Linked DNA regions of Homo sapiens: regions 1 and 3 are each linked to region 2. A link is a loop called in an ENCODE intact Hi-C map of the cell type or tissue named here. Cell type or tissue: Calu3. All regions are shown on one strand. Region 1 has its middle 87 kb from the start of SEMA6A-AS1. Region 2 overlaps COMMD10 (COMM domain containing 10). Region 3 overlaps SEMA6A (semaphorin 6A).

Region 1 (8,000 bases), 220 kb before region 2:
TACCTGAAAAACTTTTTTGAAATGCACTTCCTGGGTCCTTACCCCCAGAAAATGAAATTTGACCTATTGGGGGACCCCAAATACACATGTTTTGAAAAAGTGCTTTAGGAAATTATCATATGTATTTGACACATGACCACCCTGCCACCTCCTACTGGACAATCACTGATGTTATCTAACTCTTTCCTTTTATACATGGCCCACAGAACAAAGGTGATTGATTTGCCTAAGGCTGCACAGCTAGTTAATAGTAGAGCCAGGAAGAGACTTGAGAACATTTTGATTCCCAAATGAGCGCTTCTTCTGACATTACCAATGCTTCCCCTTTAACTCTTGTTCTTCTGGAAATGATCATCATCATCATCATCATTATCATCATCATCATCTTCACCAGACATTCTACTGGCCACATTACATAAAATTATCTCTCGTATTTGCAACAGTTCTATAAGGCAAGTATTATCTCCATTTCTCACTCCCTGTCCACATTGCCAACCTTTGCATACTATGCATCCTGAGACTCAGGATCTGCCATCACCAAGTTCCCCTATATCTTTTGTCCCTTTTCATAAGGTCTCTTTATATCTTGCCTTAATGGAAATTTGGCTGTCCCCTTCATCTGCAGCCTCTCAAATGGAGACAATTCCTGTCCCACCTTATTCTCTTTATGTCAGACTGAAAGTGGAATAAATGTCACATTGTACTTTGAATTCAGTTATCTTCTCCCCTCCTTCAAAGCCCCTAGATCCTCTGAAATTCATGTCTCCAAACTTGACCATCTGCCATCCATATCTGCTAAACTGTCATCTACCAACTCACTCCCTTCATTCATTAATAACTTTAACACCTGTTCCTATCCCCTATTCCCATCACCATTCTTGGTGACTTTAACAACCTTGTAGAATAGGGACTCATGGAATACCTTGCCATCTGAGTTCCCTGACCTCCTCACCTCCAACAATCATTAATCTCTATTTCACCTAGGCCACACTCTCATGATTGTGTCCCTAACCCTGTCACCACCAGTTAAGGCACCACTTCCAAAATCTGTATGTCAGTACTCCCCATGCTCTGAAATCAATCCATTGACCCTACTGTTTTTACGTCTTTATAAATATACAAAAAATACATTATATATGTTCTTCTTTTTATCCTCACTTACCTTCTTGTTCTGCTTAATTCCTTTGTTCACCATTATAATTACTGCTTTGTGCATTCTGCTGTTTTTCTAACCTTTCTCTTTCTGTCAAACTCATCTGGTAAATGCACATTAAAGATTAAGTCCATATCCACGTATCTTATGACTACACCTGAGGTGCTCAAAGTTCTGGCAGAAAACACAAAGATGCTAATAAGTTTATCTTCATCACATTACTGCACACCCAAAATAGGCACTCAGCACACCTGGCAGTTTTATGACACTTCTTTAATGTGCCCACTTTGTGAAAATATTTTCTTCGCATCTTCCCTTTTGTCCTTAAGCTTTATAAATGGCTAGCTTGGCATGGATTCCCCTAAAAGCCATGCCTGAAACAAAGACTTACCTGAAGGTAGTTTTTATAAAAAGTGATCAAAGGGATCCAGAGACAGGATCCGAGGAGTGAAACAGGGGAAAGGCAAAGATGCATAAGTGAGTGGGCTGCTCCTAGGACAACAGATGGTCAATTCCATGGGACCTTCTAAAGATCCTGATAGGATGCAGCTTTTATTTATCTGCTTGGGGAGTAAAATGGTTCAGCATTTATCCATAGGATCCTGCCTTCCATTGGTCAAAGGTGGTTCTCGACACTAACTTCCTCACATCTCCAGGCTGTCCATGGGTGAGTGCCCAGTGGATTCTACAGACATTCTACACAGCAGCTTCAGAGGGGTCCTGGGGCAGACATTGCCACACTGCTGCAGAGCAAAGCTGTTTTGACACCTGTGCAGAAGTGGCCACTGTAATGGTCAGAAGAGTAGGGAGTGACACTGGGAGGATTTGAAATGGGGCACAGGAGATATCCCTTGTACCTCGCATATCTGTCATGGACCCTCTAAACCTAATCTGAGTCTTTTTCAAGGCTGCAGCCTTTACCAGGACTTAGTGTAAGAGTATGAGTGACACAAGTTCTGATTCCCCTGCCTCAGCTGATCTCAAGACCATACTTGGTATACACCACTTATTTCTACCACCCATTCTCCATTTCCCTCATCCTCGGTCAGCATTTAGTTAGTGTAAGTTGCTTGTTTTGTGCAGTGACAGAGACCCTTATCCCCAAGAGGTCTGATCCCTTACATACCCTTCCCATGCCATGGTTGTTGAATTGTGGGTCTGCCATAGTTATGAGGCAAGAGAACACTGAAAGTCACTCCTGTAGATATCCCGAGGTTCAGACATAGACCTCTCTGCCCTCACTGGCTAGCTAGCAGCAATCCAACTCCTCAAGTCAATGGAGTCTAGCACAGTGTGAGGACCACTTCGGTGCTGGCCTTGGGGAGAAGGTAAGAGAGACAGATGGACCAAAAGTTATGCATAGGAGTAGTATGGGGGCCAGAGACCTTAACAAAGAAGGGCCTATCATTTCTTGAGGACCTACTATGTGCCAGGTAGTTTGGGTGACTTGTCATTTCCACACGAGAGCGCCACCGTTATCCTCATTTTCATAAGAGGAAAATAAGTTCAGAGCAGAGAACTAACTTGTTGAGCCAGAGTCACACCCAGACTGCCCAAGGGGGTGAAGCCTACCAGGCAGGGCTCCTTTCAAGGCCCAACCTGACTAGATTTGCATGCAAAATACATAAGGAATCGTGTACCAAGACACTGCCAAGGAGTCAGATCATGACATGGCCAGCCACAGGGCACCTGCAGCCTCTCCCTCTGTCCTTCCTCCAGAACACCTCTTTGCTTCTTTTGGGTGTGAGGTGTCTTGGGCAGACCAGTAAAGTGTGATTCTTTCAAATCCATCCTGTAAACGCACCTTTCTCCTTCTTAAAGTCTCCCTGTCTTCCCAGGAGCCTCCCTATGCACCTTCAGGAACAACACCCAAGCAGGGTGCCTGTCTGCAAGGGGTGGATCCAGTCCGCGAGGCGGCGTAGCGGGCCTGGGTCTGGCCCCGGGCCAGCGAGAGCTGCGGCCGCCTGCTTTCTGTGGGAGCAGCGACAGCGCCGTAATGACAGCGCGGGCAGGGCGCGGGAAGAGTGCGGGGCGGACCCGAATTAGAAGCGCGGGCTCTCATCAGGAGATGCAGGGACCGTGGCCAAGTCCCGGGAGCGTGTCGGGCCCACTTGAAAGCACCAGGCGGCTGGGGAAGAGCAATCAGATGGAGGAGCCCTAAATCTGGAGCTGTTTAGGGTAGACAGCAGCCGCCGCAAGGGCACGCAGGCAGGCAAGGAGCCGCCGGGGCTGGCTGCAGTCGCGCGAGGGCCGCTTGGAAGGTGACGATGGATTTCAAGAGCGCCACCCGGAGGAGCCCCAGGACCTGCGGAGGGAGGGAGGCCGGCCTAGGCAGGCCTGGGCGCCGACCTCGTTTCCCGCGTGCCCTTCCCCACCTCCTTGGGTTGCCCCTGCTGCCCTTACTTTTGTGAGAGCCTCAGCGCCTGCCGCGGCCTTCTCTCCTTGAGTCGCTCTTGTTCTCTAAGGCTTGCTGGCCCCCAGGGCCATTGTTCTTCCAGACGGCGGCTGGAATAGGCTGCAGCTTCGGCATCCCTGGGGTGGTAAGAGTCAGGGCTGCTGTTGAGTGGGTGCCTCCTCTGTCCAGGCCCAGCGCTGGGAGCACCCAAGCTTTACAAAGGCAGCAGAGCAGGCTTCCCTGCGCCGGCTCTGGGCCAGACTCCCTGCCTGGACTCTGGCCACTTCTGCCACTTACTGGTTGTGAGACCATGGACAGGTCACTTAACATCTTTGTGCCTCAGTTTCCTCCTCCATAAAACAGGGATGCTGACAGTGATGACACTACTTTCCTTTCAGGGTTGAGTAGAGAGTCCTTAGAGAGGTGCAGAGCTGACTTGCGTTTTGAATCATGTCATTTACTCCTTGGAACAATGTGTGAATTGTCACATTTTATAAGGGGAAACTGAGGCTCCAAAGTGAATAGGCACTTGCCAGATGACACATCTAGCAGGAGCTGAGATCTGAAACCTACACTTTGTGACTCTAGGATCCATGCTCTTTTTGGTCTTTCAAAATCAGAAGCAGAGAAAGAGACAGAACGACAGGTAGACAGGCAGAGAGAGCCCATGCAGTGCCTGGGCTGGCCCTGGACCCTTGCCAGAAGCAGGGATTCCAAGTGGTGCTGCTTCACTTTTACTTCTACTCAGTATCCTGGGAACCAGACCAAGATCTGGAGCCAAAATTCCCACTGCAGAACGAGAGGCTCCAAATTAGATGCGTACAAAAATAGACATAGACAGGTGATCTTTCCCAGCTCTTTCTTTCTCCCCTTCCACAAACAGGGCTTAGTGATACCCTAGCCACCTACCGAGAAGCCATGGGCCCTGTGGGAGAAAGATGGGGCACTGCGGGGTTTATACTAAAACAGTAGTTGCAATCTAGTTTCAGAATCTCATCAAAGTCCTTCTCTTGCCCTTTTTAAGGCTCTGTTTCTAAACAGAAACCAAGTGGAGGAAAAGAGATTGTAGAGTTTCAGGACTTTGCAAAGGCTCCAAGCATTAGAGCATTCTCTAAGCTCTTCTCCCAGTTCTTGCCTTTCTTCTCAGTTTTCTTCTTGCAGCCCTGTGCCAAGCATTCAATTAACCACCCTGCTCCTGCCCCCATCTCAGCCAAATGGGTACCAGATGTACCATGTAGACGTCGGACAAAGTGGGATAGAAAAACTTTACTCAGACAAATTGGCAGAGAAAACACAATTAGTCAAAGCAAACAGAGCTGAAGCAGCAGGCAAGCCAAGTGTCCAGGAGCTCACCTGCAACACATTTCCAGGAGCCCCTCAAAAACCATTCATTTCAAATGGGGGCCATATGCAAGCCCCTACCCAGCAATGACAGGCTCTGAGCATAGCAAATCAAGAGTCACCATGCAAGGGGGTGGGGAAGTGAAAAGAGATGAATTTGCTTGTGTTCCACCCTGGGGTCTCCAGGAAGGATGTAGGGCCTGTGGCTGCTGTGAAAACACAAGAGCTTAGTGCAAAGAAGCAACCAGAAAATTGGCCCAGCTCCTTCCTGATCTTGCAATCTAGACCTCCAGCTGGGGCCCAGAATTGCAATCACTGGAAGAGGAAGGAACAAAGGCCCAGTTTGAAATAACTCTTTCTTTGGGGGTTCTGCTCGGATCCCTCAGCTGAAAATAACAGCCATCACCTTGGGGGGCTCCCTAATGGCCTGCCTACTTGGAGCATCAGGCAGACCAGGAGAAGCTTCTGCCAACAGCAAACACCCAGAGCCCTGGGTGGTTTGGTCCTGCCACTACCTGCGAGCAGCAGCTGAGATGCAATACTCATTCACCCTCCACCAACATTACAGACACTAAAGTGAGAATTGCAAGAATTGCCTCTTATCTCACAGAACAGCACAGTGCCAAGAAGCAGTGCTGCAAGCTTGGCCTTATATCAGACAGATATAACCTCAAATTCCAGTTCCACCTCTTATGAGCTGTGCAATCTTGAGCAAGTTACTGAACCTCTCTGGGCTTATTTCCTCATTTGTAAACTGGAGATAATACACATAATACACTTAAAGTTGCAAGGAAGATTAAGAGAAATATGCACATGTATGGTGTTGAACACATCTGGCACACAGTCAGCACTCAATAAGTGGCAGCAGCTGTTGTGCTGGGCTCACTGAAAGGACATAAACACCTATAGAAATAGGGAGGTAGGAGAGAGAGGAGTGAATATGAGGAATAAATCTGTAGCTGAAAGGTGTGAGAAGATAAAAGAGCTACAGTTGGAAAAAAACATAGCAAAGTGTCAATAGAACTACGTCATCCACACCCACTTACAAAAAGAGGAACTGAGCTCTCTAGCTTATTAGCAGGGGAAATGTTCTATTTAAAAAACCAAACTAGCCCAAAGTACACATCAACTGTACTGCATCCACATAGTGGAAATGATCACCCAGCTCTGCACTTTTCCTATTGCATAGCCTTGCATGATACCTGAGCTTGGCTCCCCTTGCATTTCACCAACAAGGCCCATCTTTTATTTTTCCTACCTATAGAAATGATTCCAGATGAAAAGTGGTGGGTGGATTACAACTAGAAAGGAAGGTATCCCAGTGTTCTTTTGGAGGCTCAGTCCCTGGAGGTGGTCTTGGCTGGTGGCCTCTGTCCATAGATCTGATACCACCACAACCCACCAGTGTGTCCCAGCATCTGCTCTGTTCTCTTCCCCAGAGCTAACCAGGGGACCTCAGGACTAACAAGGATAGTAGCAGGAGGAGGAGCCACATGGCTGAAACCTGGGAAAACCAGGCCAACTACAATCAGTCCATGGAGCTTGTATTTGGGGATTTTGTTTAACAGAGCAACAGTGAATCTCAGTCTGGAAAATTTAGCTTTATTTTCTTCAAACTTAGAAGTCCAACTCTGAGCTGCCAGTTCAAGTGTCTGGTGAGAGATTCAGTCCAGTTGCTGTTGGGGCCCCTCCCTTCCTAGGCTGCACAGGAATCTGGGGAGGCTTATCTTGCTCAGAAGATAGTGAGCAAGAGTCTCCAATTGCCTGGACATCCAGGTTGCCTCTCATCTCTTATGGCCAAACCCACAGCAATCCCTTGAAGTCTGATGGCTCTTCACTGAGTGACAGATTCACTGTCAGGCTGGGGGCTGAGGAGGCAGGGCCTTGGGCTCAGCCTGCTTATGTGTAGGTGTACCATGCTGCCTTCCCCTCCAAATTTCATCTCCTCCTTGGGATATGGCTACAAAATGGTAATGTGGTTTTACTCTCTCCCTCCCCATAGCTCCAAAATAATTTAGTCAAGAGAAAAATCTCTCCTTCTTCTCACTCATCGACCACTTAGGCTCTATAGTGGTTCAATGGTATTCCCCTGAAAGTATGTCCACTTGGACCCTCAAAATGTGACTTTATTTGGAATAATATTTTTTTTCAGATGGAACTAAGGTAAGGATCTCAATATGAGATCGTCTTGGATTAGGGTGGATCCCAAATCCAATGACAAGTGTCCTTATCAAAGAAAGCACAGAGACCCAGTGTGGAAAGCCACGTGAAGACAGAGCCAAGGAATGCCTAAAGTTGCCAACAGCCACCAGGAGCTGGGAGAGAGGCATGAAACAGATGCTTTCTCAGAGGCTCCAGAACAAATCAATCCTGCTGATACCTTAATTTTGGACTTCTGCACTCCAGAGCTATGAAATAATAAATTTGTGTTGTTTTAAGCCACCAGGTTTATGGGCAATTTCTTAGAGCAGCCCTTGGAAATCAATACAGGCCTTTAGTATTCTTTAATTACCTTAGACTTTTGCAAAGGACAGCCTTTTATCTTCCATAGCTTTTGCTTTCTGCCTTGCAAAAGCTTCTGTGGCACAGAAATGATAAGACCCTAGATCCCTGCTAACAAGGGCAAGGAAAAAAGTACAAAGGAACACATGCAAACTAAATTCTCAATACATTATACTGACCCCAAACACTTATGGAACCTTTACTTCAAAAAAAGAACTGCGATGAGTGGTGTGTGAGAGGACACAGAGATTAAGCCATGGAGCACCTGGGTTAAATTTGGGCTTCCAAAGAGGTATATTGGAGGTTGGAGGTTTGCAGGTCTGATCTAGTGACATGGTTAATGGGTCATTTCCCCAGGAAGGAAGTCTAAGGCATCAAGCCAGGAAAATATACCTGGCTTCTGAATTTGCTCATCATTCTCATAATATGTTGCTGTGAGGAAGTTGGATCTATCTGGAACCAGTGGCCCTGGTGGGAGCTTTTGACCCAGGCAGATAGAGTAGATGTGAGGTACAAGAATAAAGAACATAGCTAAGCCCTGTCTCTCCTTCCTTTGGCTCCATTCCTGGGTATTTATGCCTGGGATTGATATTGATCCCAAGTAGTGCA
Region 2 (8,000 bases):
TAAGATCTGAAACCATAAAACTCCTAGAAGAAAGCACAGAGAAAAAGCTCCTTGATGTTCATCCTAGTCTGATATTTTGAATTATCACACCAAAAGCTTGAGGAACAAAAGCAAAAAATAAACAAGTAGAACTACATCAAACTAAAAGCTCCTGTACAGAAAAGGAAACCATCAACAAAAAACACAGCCTACAGACTGGAAGAAAAATTTGCAAACCACATATCTGATAAGGGGTTAATATACAACATGTATAAGGAACTCACACAATTCAATAGCAAAATAATAATAATGTACTAAGATTAATTGATTTTAAAAGGGGCAAAGAACCTAAATAGAAATTTCTCCAAAGAAGACATAAAAATGGCCAACAGATACATGAAAAGATGTTCCATATCACTAACCATTAGGGAAATGCAAACAAAACCAAAATGAAATATTATCTCACAACTGTTAGAATGACTATTATCAAAAAGACAAGAGACAACAAACGCTGGTGAGAATGTGGAGAAAAGGGAACCCCGTACACTGATGGTGGAAATGTAAATTGGTATAGCCATTAAGGACAACAGTTTGAAGGTTCCTCCAAAAATTCAAATTAGAACTACCAGGAATCTCCTGCTTGGTATATATTCAAAGAAGATGAATCCAGTATGTTAAAGAGATATCTGCACCCCCATGTTTGTTGCAGCATTATTCATAACAGCCAAGATATGGAAACAACGTAACTATCTATCAATGGATAAATTGTGGTATGTGTATGTGTCCATATGTGTACATATATATACGCATAGACATATATACAGACAGACACATACACACACACACACACACACACACATAGTAGTATGAGTCAGCCTTGAAAAAGGATATAGTGCCATTTGCAACAACATGGATGAATCTGGAGGACATTATGGTAAGTGAAATAAGCCAGACGTAGAAAGAAAAATACTGCATGATCTCACTTATATGTGGAATTTTTTAAAAATGCCTATTAGAACAGAGATTATCAGAGACAAGGAAAGGGAAAAAATGGGGAGAAGCAGGTTAAAGCATATAAACTTGCAGTTATGTAGGATAAATAAGTCTGGAGATCTGATGTACAGCATCAGGACTATAATTAATGATATTGTATCGTAAACTGAAATTTTGCTAGGAAAATAGATTTTACGTGCTTTAACCACAAACACAAAAAAGGTAATAATGGCAGGTGATGGGTGGGTTAATTTTCTTAATAGTAGCAATCATTTTACTATGTATATTTATATCAAAACAGCATGCCGTATACCTTAAATATATACAATTTAAAATCCACTCAACAATGTTAAATATGTGAGAGAATGATTTTATTTATATTTGAATTATGTCCTATCAGTTGAATTATCTCATTTGTATGTGTAATTAAGGGTGAGAAAGTATGCTTTAGTGTGATTTATTCTAATAAAGATATGATACGTGATACTTCAATGAAAAAAAAAAGGAAAATGCAGACGAACTCACATAAGTAGCTAAAAAATGTGAAGGTCATTCCAAATCAGTCAATACTAACACCACCTTTAAGATGAAAAGATTTAAATTTCTATAACAAGAATTCATGATTTGAATAGCATACATATTTTTCTCTGAGAAATCTATCCTAAATAGATCTGAGGACATCTTTTCTTTTTAACTGATGCAGTTATTTGCTCACATCAACATCATTGATGTCATGTAGCCCTTACAATAATATTTGTTAATAAAAGGCAGCCTCTGTTGAACTGACATCATTTATACTTTACTTACTACATAAGAATAAATGGTGTTTCTAATTGACTAAAAATGTAAAATTGTTTCAACTTAGTCAAATAAAGGGGAAAGAAAAATTAAATCTAGAGTCCATGTAACGATAATCCTATGAACAACCTTACATTTTACAACAGCTTTCAACACCTTGAAACATATACACATATTACAATTTCAACTGCTAAGTTATTAAATTAACAAGGTGATACAGCATCCTACTGATAAACTGGAACTCAAATAAAATTGCCTGGATTCAAATCCTAGGTCTACTGTTTACTATCTGTATAACATGGGAATATTATTTAACTTCTCTGTGCTTCCGTGTCTCCATTTATCAATAAAATAAGAATAATAAGAAATCATGCCTGGAAGAGAGGTTTTAACCACAAAAAGAAGTGATACTATGTGTAGCACAGAGTAAACACTTTAAAAAAGAACTTTTGCCCATTTTCTCACACTAAACAGAATTTGTCATATATTTTGGAAATAAGAATGAAGAGCTCTAAGTCAGAAAACTAGTATTAGAAGCCCCAAATTCATTCAAAATCATAATTACTTCTACATAAAGTACTTTCTGCAATCTGATTATAATCTAATTTAACATTAAGATAAATAAAAATTCTACTGTCAGGGTGATTTTACCACAGTTACTGTAAAAGAAAAAAAAATGAAACACAAGGATCCTTCCTCAAAAGATGCACAAATAAAATTTGGAATCCCTGTATTAACAAAACAGGTTTGTCTTTAACAGGAAATTTACTGGGGAAAAAAATGTACTAAGATTAATAGCAAAATTTAAGTATTTTAAGATATTCAAAGTTAAAGTGTTGGTGTCAGTCAAAATTATCAACATTTGTTACAAATGACATTACTCTCTAGAAATAAAGAATTTTCAGCTGACTACAATGGGCCTAGAACTAGTTACATCATAACCTAATAGAGCCATTCAATTATCTTATGGACTATTTTATTCTTTTTTCTCATGAAGAAATTAATACAAGTGACAGAATGTAACAAAAAAGTCAATAATGTAGAAAGCTTTTAATATATTTCATTTTGGCAAATGATCATATACAAATTTCAAAAGCCAAATCATGATGATTTCATTTATTTGTTCTATATGTATATGATTAATAAGCATTAATTTTGTTTATGGAAATAAATAAGAGAACTCTATTGTTCTATAAAGATTTGAAATGTAAACACTTAGCATTTCCTTCAACTACTGACTTCACAAATTATTTTGAATGTTATTTCAAATAACACTGTGAATGCCAGAAAAGGCTAGGTAAGCAAAGCACTCTACTGCCCCCTAACGAAAAAAACTTTAAGTCAGAAAACTCGATTTGAGGTATCTGTGGAACAGGAAAATAATCTCACTTTGCTAAACACAGTAGACAAACACTAAGACAATTAACCAAAAACAACTAGAATACATATCAAAATACTGCAGGAAAGCTACAATCACCTAGTTTTTGTGATAAAATTAATAGCAAAACAGGAAAGCCTCGAGACAGAAGTGTTCTAAGAAAGGAGACCACAGTCAAACAGTGTTATCCAGTGTGATAGCAATTAAAACTTCACTGCAGGCTGCATTTTTCATTTGTATGTTAGAAGTGAAAAAGAAGATAAGGAGCTCCTTATAAACCGTACTCTTCAGTGAATTACAGTAAGTTTTCAGTACAACAGCTCAAAAGTAAATACAACCAAAATAATCCCTCACAATTTACAGTGATTCTAATCCTCCCAGTAGTTTAATATATGTATATTTTCAGGATAACTACCCTATAAAATACACATTTATGAGAACTGTACCCAATGCTTCCTGTTTTAAACCAACACCAACTTCATAAGTATGACAGTTTTGTACTTTAAGATACTTTATATCATAAACTAAGCAGTGGTAACTTTTAATCTCCCTTTTTGTAAAAGCTTTCCTTTCCTTTAATAAACTTGTTTTTTAAAACATGCTCTATACCCTCATTCCTTTTTACTTAATATTCCAACCTGTGAAGAATTCTCATTTCATATTTGTAAATATTTGAAAGAAAAGTAGTTTGTGGTCCTTAATAACAGGAGTCACATAAAAATTAACATAAGGAATAAGATGAAGAGTACAAAGAATAGAATACCAAATCATAAAATCAAGGAGAAGGTAAACAAGAGAAAGAGCAGTAATTCCAGGCAGCAGTTCATTGAGGAAAAGAGGTATAGTAGTTAACTGTTCCTTTACAGCTAGGGCACACCATAACACTTGGAGATGGCATGCTTCTGCCTAGGTGATGGTAGCTCTATACCTCATTATGTGTCTGTCTATTGTTTAGGAGATATAAGACACAGGCACAAAATGTGTACAATGCCATAGAAGAGAAAGACAATACAAAGAAGTCACTTAAGTCTACATACAAGATGAAAGAGAAATATCTTTTATGTATGTGTGCTTCTCCTCTTCTTCCTCAGCATATTTGTTAATGAAAATGGTGCTCTAGCTCTGCAAGTTATAAGATTAATCAATGTGCATATATGCATCTATCCAAAATCTCAAAATACAAACACAGAAAAACATAAATGTACTCAAGCTCATATTTCAAATGAGTTAGATTTCACATCTAGATATTCACATCTTCCTGAATAATCTGAATGTCTTATTAACATGGCTGTCTTACTAGAAGCATTACTCTTTTATTCCTACTGCCTAAAAATATAACAGACACATAGGCATACTTTGAAGATGTAACAAAGAAGCTAGAAGGACTTGAGAATCCCAAAGACAAGCATTGCTGAACTCATGATGCTTAAAGCATATCCAATGTATGTGGTCAAAATAGTACACTTCCAACATACAAAATGCTTTTAGCTACGCAGACTTAACATTAGGTAGTCACGAAAAATAAAACAAAGGAAGTATATAGCTACTTGGAATGTGCATGTATGTATGTATTTTCACTCATGGAATAGCTCCAGTCTATGCTAGTGAGTTCCAGATCATCATCCTACACCTAAAGGAATAACTTACTCAGTTCACAGAAGAAACAAAAGGGACTTTTCAGGCTCTTTTTCCCCTCCTAATTTCCAGTAAGGATACATGTGAAAAATATAATCAAGAAAAAAGGGAGAGGGAATGCAAGGAACAAGGGAAGAGGTAATAACTTCATCAGGAAATAAATTTAGTGAGAGCTCTGAATTAAAACAAATGGATTGATTTCTTTATTTTAGCCAAAAACAAAAAAGTTTTATTGATGATGATGGTAGTAGCCAGCATTTATTGAGCACACGCTGTAATACTGGGCACTGGACTAAACACTTTACATATACTAGGTATTTAGTCTTCATAAAAATTGTGTAGATAGATACTATTACCTATATTTTACAGATAAAGAAACTGAGAATCAAAGATTAAGTAATTTGCCTGAGGTTACACTACACTAAACTGCAGAGCACACAGTAGTCCCCCTGCCCACTGTGGGGGGATGCATTCCAAAACTCCCAGTGGAGGCCTGAAACCATGGATAGTACTAAACCCAATATATACTGTTTTTTCCCATATATACAAACCTATGATAAAGTTTAATTTATAAATTAGGCACTGTAAGAGATTAACAACAATAATAATAAAATAGAACAACTACAACAACATAGTGTAATAAAGTTATGTGGACGTGGTCTCTTTCTCTCATCTTACTGTACTGTACTCACCTATTTCAAACGGCAGTTGACCGCGGGTAACTGAAACTATGGAAAGTGAAACTGCACATAAAGGGAAACCACCAGACATACTCTAATAGCTTGACTCTAACCACTAAGTTCATATTACGTTCCAGTGAAAATGTGTGAAATAAAATGATACTTTTGAAACACTGTAATAAACTAATACATTATATGTAAGACTCAAGTCAATTCCACAGAATTTTATAGTCATATAATCTGGGCTAGATACTTCTTAAAGAAGCCAGAAACCTGCATAATAGAATGAATAGCGAAAGTTTTAACAAAAAAGTAATAATATTCCCATCCTTCAATTCCTGTTATAAATAATAACATTTCTTCCATTATTCTATTATCATTCAGTCACTGTAATCTCCTGCCTCAGATCTTCTCTAATACCTCATTCTCAATTCTATTTTGTCTTAAGATGAGATAGTCTTATCTACTTAGGAGGAAAAAGTCACTCCCCCTTTTCTACCTTAAAAGATAATCCATTACAGTATAAAATATGATAAAAAGCTCTTATCATATCTGAAAGATATATTTCCCTATATGCCGCAGTAACAAAAAGTATTTCATAGCAATGCTTTGATCTTTAATAATCACGTTCAAGTTGTTCTGAAATTAATAATAAAGTAAAATCCTGTGGTATAAAAAAAATTGTAGGCCGGGCGCGGTGGCTCACGCCTGTAATCCCAGCACTTTGGGAGGCTGAGGGGGGTGGATCACAAGGTCAGGGGATCGAGACCATCCTGGCTAACACGGTGAAACCCCATCTCTACTAAAAATACAAAAAATTAGCCGGACAAGGTGGCAGGCGCCTGTAGTCCCAGCTACTCGGGAGGCTGAGGCAGGAGAATGGCGTGAACCCCAGGGGGCGGAGCCTGCAGTGAGCCGAGATCGCGCCACTGCACTCCAACCTGGGCGACAGCAAGACACCGTCTCAAAAAAAATAAATAAATTGTATTTCTCAAAAGCTGGGATTTAAACACATGCAGGCATACTATACTACTACACACACAAAAACACAATTCAGGTCACCATCATATTTATTGTTCCAGGCTCTAGCTGGACAACAAACAATATTCTCTCTACCACATATATTCAGCTTAAAACATGAAACACTCAGGAATATCTGCAAATACCTAAAACATTAAAATCATAATTTTATATGGTCTTCAACAATTTTTTTTCACTGCAGAATTTAAAAGAAGACATTATGAAATGTTTTTGTAAGAAAGGCACCTTGCAAGATAAGCTATTTCTGTCAAAAAAGATCCACTTATTAATAACTGTTTAACTGAATTATGTTTAAATTCTAAATCCAGAGAGCAAAGACTGCTAAGAATAAAAAGTTTAAGTCCTAACAAACAAAATACATCCTTTTAATGGGATACCATTTCTTACCTTTGAATCTTCATTGTTCACTCCGAGTTGTAACACAGCTTGAGGAGATTTTAGTTTTGCTTGAGCAGAGTGAGCCATCTGAAGGTTAAGCTGCCATCCAACGGTCTCTAGCTATAAAAGACAGGTGCAGATTGGAATCAGATGGTACAGAAGGAAGAAAACAGTCAACTTTAAGCAAATCTCCACTCAGCAGGAATGTATATGGATAGCCTAGGCTTCACAGAAAGTCAGTTCCAGGGCTCTTTTAACCTGCATACTCTGCGAATTCTCCCTTTGGGCTTATTAGATTGGCCTCCTGCCACGCCTGTCAAATTTAACAGCAAAAGTCATCTTTAAATATACTCTATTCTAAAAATAAAAAATTCTAATACCAAGCAATGAAATATATTAAAAGAGCCAATGGTTTTTAAATATTAAATAGTAAATTACTATTTTAAAATAGTATTTTTTAAAACTAATGATTTTTAAATAGTTACAAATTTCAACTAGTAAATTGCATAAATTGGTGAAAAGCACTTTAATGACTTCCCACTATCTTCCAAAATCTTTGCGTAGGTACTATACAGGTAAGATTTGCTTTTTTTCTTTTTAATTTAGAGGGAAACTAAAGTATCCAGATGGTAAGAGGTTCACACCTTTAGACACAATGAGATTGAAACAGGCAGAGAATTGATATCTACTACCCAGCAAGTGTTACGCAACAGACTATCATACTTTCCAAGGTACTCTTACTATCGTTCCCAGTTATGACAGAAACTAATCAGAACATTTCCTTTGAATTTATTAGTTAATACAACAGCAAAATTTTAATCAAGTAAGACAAAAATAGTAAAGGAAGACTAAGGCAGAGTAACTTTTCTTATAAAGTATTGAGCACAGATGTGACTTTATACTGAACTTCACAGCTCTATGGTGCCTCCAGCTTCAGAAGTGTAAGGTTTTAGATTTAATTTCCTGTAAATCTCAAGTATCAATATTTAGGGAAGTTTTGTGAAATGCAATTGTCATATGCCTCTGAGAACATGACCCTAATAATAGATTTAGTAAAACTACCTTAGCAATACTGGGTAAGAATGGCAGGCTCACAATTTTTCCTTGACTAGAATACT
Region 3 (8,000 bases), 320 kb before region 2:
CTGCATTATGCCTAACCTTTTGGACGTATTAAAGCATGTCATTTCCAGTCTTACAGCCTCTTGTTATTCATAAATAATAGATAGCACTGGACACAATCATCTGACATTTGTTAAGGTAATAAATATACCCTAAGTGCTGATGGGTCTCGCACTCCATGATTTAAAAGCACACAGCAGAAATTTAATGTAACTTAAAATGTCTCATGTAATTCTATGGATTTGCAGATTCAGTTCAACTCAGCAGATCAATAAGCACAGAGCTCTGTTGAGTGAACTGTTGTGCTAGGCATCTTTTATTATTATAAAGCAGGACCTTACTTTGGTGAATGACACATGAACTCAAGTCCCTCTTTTCACCCCGGGAATATAAAGGAGAAGAACCTTCGTGAGTTTCTTTTCTCTCGTCTAGTCATGCAGAGATGAAGGTAAAGATTTTGGCATCCCCTAAACCATTCTCAAACGTTGCTTAATAGCTGTAAGTTGAGTTGAGGGAGTGGGTTTTGAGATGATATTAGATGCAGGCCTTTAAAGGAAGCCACTCTGTCCAATGGTGGGCTCCATCAAGCATTCTGCTTCTTCTGCACTTGAGAACCAGTTATGCCTGGGCTGACCCAATCTAGGACATACGTGAGCTCTGTGGTACCAACCACTATCTGACGGCCACAGTTACAGAGATGAGGAGTATTAGAAATTCTCCTCCAAGTCTTCCTACCAGAGCAAATAGAGACCACAAGCATTGTTTCAGCAGTTTTGGTGCAAGCAAATTGGGTTGATTCTTTTGCAGGAGTAGCAGCCCAGTATTTTGAGCTATATGCCATGCTTTTGACAGATACTAAGGGAAAGTGTTTGTTAGGAATTTGATTGTCTTTCCAATAAAACAAGGTCGATTTCTATTCTTTGTCAGAGCATGATACCCACAGTAAAGAAATTATCCAATGAGACCTTAGATATGTTTTCTGGAATATTATTTATGTTATTTCAGGACAGCATGTCTCAAGCTTTAGAGAACTTAAGAATCATCTGGAGTTCTGGTTTCTGGGCCTAACCCAGAGATTCTGAGGCTGAAACTTTGGGCAGGACTTGAGGATTTCTGTCTCTAATTAGTTCCAGGTGATGTTAATGCTGAGTGGCACTGATTCAGACATTTTCCACGTTGCTGATGGGCTGTCTTATTTAAGTTCACTAGTCAAGGTTTTGTTGTAGTTGTAAATCCTTATTTTTACACTTTTGGCTAACACAGTTGAACCCTACCAAAGTGTTGCCTTAAAATAGTCTAATCTTGGACCCTGTACAAGACAGGCAACTTGTCAAACATTCTAGAAATACTGTCCTTACATTATTAATTGAGCATTAACACGTTTTCTGCACAATGCCAACTGCTTTGTGTTCATTTATTCAACCTATTTAGTCCTTCCAACAATGCTCATCTTATAGCCAACACTACTGGGGCCTGGAGACCGAGTGACATACCCAAAGTCACACAGTTAGCTATTTGTAGAGCCAACACGCAAACCCAGGTCTTTATGAGCTCAAAGTGTATGTTCTTAACCAGTAACACCCAGTCTCATCTTTAACCCAGATCTCAAGAACTACATTTCTAGAAAATTCAAGTTGGAAGATTTAGCAGTATTGAAACAGACCTGTTTCTTCATATCTGTTTTATCTTTGCTTTATAGAGAAAATTCAAAGCAAGTAATCAAATAATCCAAGCAAAGACTTGCCCAAATTTCACAATTTTTTAAGGAGGTCCACTTCTCCATTTTGTGGCTTTGATGCCTTTTGAGAGAGTAAAGGAAAAAGATGGGACCAGGAAGTTGGAAAATAGAAATGCTTTGTCTGGTTTTAGAAATCACTTAGATGTTGTGTTTCTCGTCTTATTTAAGAAAGCTGATGAAAGAAAACTTCAAAAAGCAGGAAAATACGCCTTGCAGACTCTGCTAAAACTTTGCCAATGTAAAAGAATCATTACCTTTACGGGGACAGTAACAGTTCTAACACATGAAACCACAAACCAGCATTCCAGGGCATGGCTTTTAAAAATTATCTTATCATGACTCTTAGTCTAGACATCAGCCCGTGCTCTGGCTGTAGCACTCCCATTGGCAATGCCATTTCTAAAGCAGTAGAGCAGTGGAGGAACAGTGAACTGAGCGTTCCCAGCACACAGGGAAAAATGAAGCTGTTTCTTCTCTAAAAAAATGAAATAGAATGAATTCCAGGCTCATTCTCCCTTCTATCCCTGTGATGACATCCCAACCAAAAATGCATCACTTTTAAAGGTGATCGAAGTGGAAGTGGGTTCATCTACAGTCAACCACTCCAAGCATTATTTCAATATGTGAGTTTTAAAATAGCTTCTGAATTCAGGACATTAAACAGCCAGGCCAGGAAGCTACCTCCACTTTGGCATGGTCAGTCATTAACTTTATATATCTTGAAGACCATGGCCCCTCCTGGTACCTAATCTGTAGCCTGCCAGGAAAAACACATACATACACACACACGCGCACACACACATGCACACACACACACACACACACTTAAAGGAAAAGGAAACTTTAAGTTATAAACTCCAAGCCTATTTCCATGGCTGCTGGCATGTCAGTTTATTCCTAAGCCATCTGGTTCACATTATGCCGTAAGACAAGAAGAAGGCTGCTTCCTGCCCAGATAACCACAGAGAGTTCCCATTTCACTTTCAGCGTGGTCACCTCGACTGGCTGGGGTGTGGCTTTGAGAATAAATTGTCTCCAGTTAGGGTTTTTCCCTTGTTTGTTTTCTTCTCTTCTTAATAGGGATTACAGCGGGCCCTGTGTGGTTAGCGGGGCGATGCTTGGCTAGTGATTAGTTCATTCATTTATACTGTCTTGCAGGACCGTGAGCCTGGAATTTTGTTGCAGTAAGATTTGCAAACAAGAAAAATTGGGCTGTTAGATTCCATTCACTCAAGTTGTTATGAGGATTTCAAGGAAATTGTAGGCTTGTCTTACTATAAAGCAGAATCAAGAATCTATTTTTAGGGGATGCTACTCCGGGGCTTTTCTTGGTGTTTTGCCATCTTTCTTAGCTCTCAGACCCAACACAAACCCTCTCTGGCTCAGTGATGGAGGAAATGTCCATCCTCCTTTTTGCCTTTGCATATTTCTCTAAAGGACACAGAGAGGCTTTGTTGTCTTTGTGGTCACCGGGTCCACTTTACACAGATGCCTATTAATCACTTCACTATGGAGACAGACACATCCATCATATCACAGCAGCTCAGAAACGGGCCGTCCAGTGAAAGGGGGTGAGAGGGGAAAGTGCACACTTAACCATTTCGAGTTAGGTTACTGGTTGCCTGTGTCTTACACGCTTAGGGTGGTAATTGGGGTGGGGGTGAGTAGAGCTCTTCCTTTGTATTTAGCTTAATAGGTGTGATTAATTTTACGTATTTTTGCTTGTCTGTTTGCTTCACATTTTGATAGGACAGATAACATCTCCCAGCTATTTGTGTAAGGTGCAGGGCATTAGTATACTTTAAGATTGAGAGTTTTAATTTTAAAAACAGTAATAATAAATGCAGGTAGACTAGCTGTGCTTTTGATGCAATGATACTGACTCTTTGAAGCCAAGAGTTTTGCGATAATGGATTCAATGTGGAACAGAGCAAGCCGAAAGTTAGCTTTCTCAGGCAAGAGAAACTGCAGATAAATTAACCAAGAACTTTCCTTCTATGAGTGGCAGATCTTCTAAACCTCTTTTTTAATCATTCAAGGCTGTCCACAGCCTTCCAAATGGTATTTCTAGCTCTTGCTCTTGTATTTTCTCTACAAGTGCTCATTCATGTATGCATTCCTTTACTATTTATTTAAAAGATATTTACTGAGCACCTTTCTGCCTGAAGATTCAGTGGTGAGTTTTAGCAGTCTAGGTGAGAAAAACAAGTATCATACTAGTGATGATTTTAGAATAAAGGGAATGCAGAGCTCTGGGGACACTTTAGAAGGAAGAACTTAACTGGCCTAAGGAGTCAGAGAAGGCTTCCCCATTTAAGCTGAGCCCTAAAGATAGGGTCTGATGAGTGGGAAAATGAGTAGGGACATTCCAGGCAGAGAGAACAGCCTGTATGAGAGCCATGAAGCAAGCTTGAGTATGGAAGGGTGGCTCATGCCTCCAGCCTAACAGACTAGAAGGGAGTTAGACCATTTGCTATTACTCACTACGGCCTTCCCTTTCCTTCCCTCCAAGGCTCAGTTCTTGTTGCTCTCTCTGCTCCAGCTAAGATCCTGTGCATCTTTAAGGCTTAGCTCAAATGCCATTTCCAATGTAAAGCTTTTGCCCACTGTTGAAGCAGAAGTGATGTAACTCATGACATAGCCACACTTTGGACAGAGTTGTATGCAAGCACTTGCCTTCTTCCCTGCTGGTTTATGCCTCATTCATCATTGTCCTTCCCCGACACCTAGTGCAGTGCTTGGTAAATGTTTGCTGAAGGCAGCCACAAAGATGCTTGGAGCCAAAACCTTGTTATACTAGGAGAGTGATAATAAAGAAACAACCCAACCCTAAGTTAGGGGAAAACATCATTTCTAAAGCAAATTGTCTCAGAGCCTGGTGCTAGGTTCCCTTTGCACGGAATAGTATCCATGAGCAGGACTACTAGAAAACATTTTTTAAAATAAGGAATGTAGTGTTTGATATTTCAAAATTTATTAACATGGTCATCATAGGAAAAGTCAGAATTGTATTGGGCTTCCTCTTAGTTTTCAGTTTACAATTGTTCTTATTTTGAATCACATGTTGCAGGGTCTAGGGGCAGGGTCCTTCATAATCTTTTCATTGCTTTGGACTCTAAAGAACTTCAAATTTCCTCTCTGAGGTCTCCCTCCAGCATCTGAAAACTCTCACCTCAGGAAAAAAAAAAAAAAACAGTGGAGATTCTATTCTTTCTCAGTTCTGCCAATTTAAGACATGATTTCAGAGAAATCTCTAAGCCAGGGTGTGCCTTGCTTCCTGCAATAGGAAGGTGGAAAGACTAACCATTTAGCACCTTATGACTGGTGAGAAATAGCTGGTGGTTAATGAATCAATGCAAAGGATTTTTCAAATACTGTTTTCATTACTAATGCCCCATTTTCAATTGGTAAGAGCAGAAGAGGATGCAGGGGTTGGCAGAGGAAGGAATTTCAAGACCCTAGGGTAGAGAAGCCAACTCTGATTGTTCTCTCTGCAGTGGGAGGATACCTGCGGAGGGGAGTACACCACCCTCCAAGGGCCCTTTACTTGCCCAGGGCTTCCAGGCAGCATCTGAAGCAAGGGATACTCAGCTCTAGCCTGTTGCCCTTTGCCCTTTGCCCTTTGCAGAGATGCATTTTTTTTTTTTCTAATTATTCAGTTCCACTGGGGCACTCTGTTGTTGTAAATAACCCATTTATCGTCATCGACTCTTTTGGATTTTTCCCAGAACTAATTTCATTTTTGAAATAGTTTCTCTTCTTATTGTTTTGAGCAAATACTGAGCACCATTATAGATTTATTTTTGTTTGTCTGATAGATGCTACTATTAAAATTCTTTTATATGATTGGAGATAGAATTTATTTCCATGACTTCAAAAGCAAGGGTGATAGTCACTCTAAAGATTACCTCCCAAGTTTAGAAGTTCATTTAAAAATAGCTCTACAATGTATTGAAAACCCATTTATTCAGCCATCATTTGTTGAGTTACCCAACTAAGAGCTCTGTGGATGGCAAGGGTTATAAATGCCGAAAAAATGTGGTACTTGCCCAGGATTTGCACTCCACTGAGAATCCAACTATAATTGCCAACATTTTCCACTTCTGTTGTTTTAATTATTTCAAAATTCAGTAACTATAGGCATCCTGAAACAGTATGCATTCCCTTATATTGCTTCGAAATCTCATATCACCTTTTTGACTACATTTAGAAGGCACGAAGTTTGGACCTGGAAGCACAGGTCTACTCCTCTCCCATGGGAGACCAATAGCAAATGGAATCCAATGGAGCAGCTGCGACTATCACTTGGAAGCCCTCTGTGAGCCACTAACCCACCACTTCTCCTTTGTGGCTTCTTTTGAGCTTTAGATTTGTCCAGCAAACTACAGCATTTAAGCTCTTTCCTATTTTTTATTTCCTTTGATTCTTGTAACAATCCAGTAAGGCAGTAAGATTAGGTGTGTTCACCTCATGCTACAGATAAAAAAACTGAGGCCCAGAGATGTTAAGTCACTTGCCAAAAGGTCACCCAGCCAGTAAGTGGGAGCCTGCAATTCCAAGCCCACTGAGATCTTCTCTAGCTGCTTTTATCACCACTACTGACAAGTCTGCTGTTTCCAAGCCTTCACAATGGCTATTCCACAAAGTTGACTTGATCATTTCTGTGAATGCTTCTTTGGCCTTTTTCATGATATAAGCAGAAAGCTTTAAGTTTGAAAGGCATTTCCAAAAATAACGTTTACCTTATCTTCTTCAACTGCACTTTCAACTTACTCTCTGATCTGTTTCCATCTTTGGACGTTTCTGAATTTACACAAGCAGATGAGGAAAGCCCTCTGCCTCCCCATGGATAGATGAAGACATGCAAAAATGTTTTTAAGGCCACTCTTTATATAACAAAATGAGACGGGGGAAAAAATCTGTCTGAGATACCATTTTCCTGAAAGGTCAGATCCTACTTAACTTGTTAACAACCAAAAACCTGAACTCAAATATCATCCACTAAAAAAGAGTTCTTCCCAGTGAAAGAATAAGTAGCTTTCATGAGTCTAAAATAGCCAAGGACCTTCAGACATGAAAGAAGAATGATATTTGGGAGCTAAAAGTAAGGCTAAGAAGCAATGGATACATGTGAAAAATTTGCAGTTTTCCCAGTGAAACCAATGAATTGCTCTAGCTTTACTCTTTCCACGTTCCTTTTAAACTGAGAGGGCAGTTTAAATTGTAGAATGCCAAAGTCAATTGTAAATAGCTTCCTATTATAATACACATTTATTGGGAATATCCAGTCCCCCTAAATTTGGTAGCCTGGAAGGGTTTCATGAAATACTCATTGCCATGAAAAAAACACCTAATACACCCCCACCCCATTACTGGGGCCGTCTAGCCTGTGTTCAACTCCCACTGAAATCACCAAGTCAATGAGAGAAATTAAAACCATTTTATCCACAGGTGTACATTTTTGTGCAATTATATGTAGGGGGTTAAAAACGGTGTTCGGTAGAACCCCATACATAATCAAAATTGAAGAAAAATCAGTAGCTATTTTAGCATAATAAGGAAATGCAAATTTAAGAAAGAAAATTTTCATTAGCACATTTCCTTGGTGAATAGGTACTAAAATATATTTGAATGCAGGACACCCCACTGTTTGGGGAGCTTCACACATAAAAGGTGTGAGTTACAGCCAAATTTCCGGCTGTTTTTTGCTTCTCAGTTTCTACCCCTTAAAAGCTGATGGAGATAAATCTGGAAATATTTGAAAAGTATCACATTTGAAAATTATTTGATATCTTACCGTCTTGTACACTCTTTCCTTATGGTGAATTGCCTTGACTGCCTTTTATTACCAAGGGTATTTGTTGGATCACAGAATCTTTATTTCTTAAGAGATATTTGCTGCTTCTACTTAAGTCACAATCCTTTGTCACAGGACAATCATTTCCACAGCAACCAACTGTGATGTCACAATTGAAGGGAGGAGGACCCTTAGGAAGGAAAGAAAAAGAGAATGTACTTTTCAGGCTAAGGTTTCTGGGTTTTAAAACCATCACTTCAGAAATCAAAATATTTTAGCAGAAAAACCCCCATGAGAAAGCTTCAAGGTCTCGGCTGTGACAAAGACAACATTTCAGTAGAAGTTTAAGGTTGCGTGTTGTGGGCTTGGGAAGGGGTAGAGATCTTTATTTCCTTTCATTCTAATTCTGTGCCACTGATACCTGCCAGTAAAATACATGAAACATATTCCAGAAAGAGTTGATTTAGTAGATGAAAAATGCGTCTCCC

What was found. A loop is a pair of places that touch in the nucleus more often than their neighbours do. Peaks named below come from ENCODE experiments on the same cell type or tissue, not always from the same donor. Only the 100,000 strongest peaks of a DNase experiment are listed, where the experiment ranks them.
Region 1: it touches region 2 in a loop (4-fold over the local background); 9 of 110 quality-filtered maps call a loop at or near these places.
Region 3: a loop joins it to region 2, with 2.4 times the contacts of the local background. A loop is called at or near these places in 6 of 110 quality-filtered maps.

What each region holds. Positions count from the first base shown.
Region 1 is chr5:116,356,953-116,364,952 of GRCh38, reverse strand. No RefSeq gene overlaps it. Among named protein-coding and RNA genes, the nearest start is that of SEMA6A-AS1, 87 kb to the left of the region's middle. RefSeq lists enhancers at 3,449-4,245, 5,340-5,489. In Calu3, no CTCF peak of the experiment used is centred here; a DNase peak (open chromatin) is centred at 3,092.
Region 2 is chr5:116,133,070-116,141,069 of GRCh38, reverse strand. COMMD10 (COMM domain containing 10) reads right to left here. Exons shown (of 7, transcript NM_016144.4): 5 at 6,892-7,002. Among named protein-coding and RNA genes, the nearest start is that of COMMD10, 52 kb to the right of the region's middle. RefSeq lists a silencer at 5,416-5,465. In Calu3, a CTCF peak has its summit at 3,066; a DNase peak (open chromatin) is centred at 3,089.
Region 3 is chr5:116,449,330-116,457,329 of GRCh38, reverse strand. The region is part of intron 18 of SEMA6A (semaphorin 6A); the gene reads left to right. It overlaps SEMA6A-AS1 (SEMA6A antisense RNA 1), which reads right to left. Exons shown (of 3, transcript NR_109879.1): 2 at 7,513-7,702. Among named protein-coding and RNA genes, the nearest start is that of SEMA6A-AS1, 5.8 kb to the right of the region's middle. RefSeq lists a silencer at 2,547-2,626. In Calu3, no CTCF peak of the experiment used is centred here; DNase peaks (open chromatin) are centred at 2,756 and 3,219.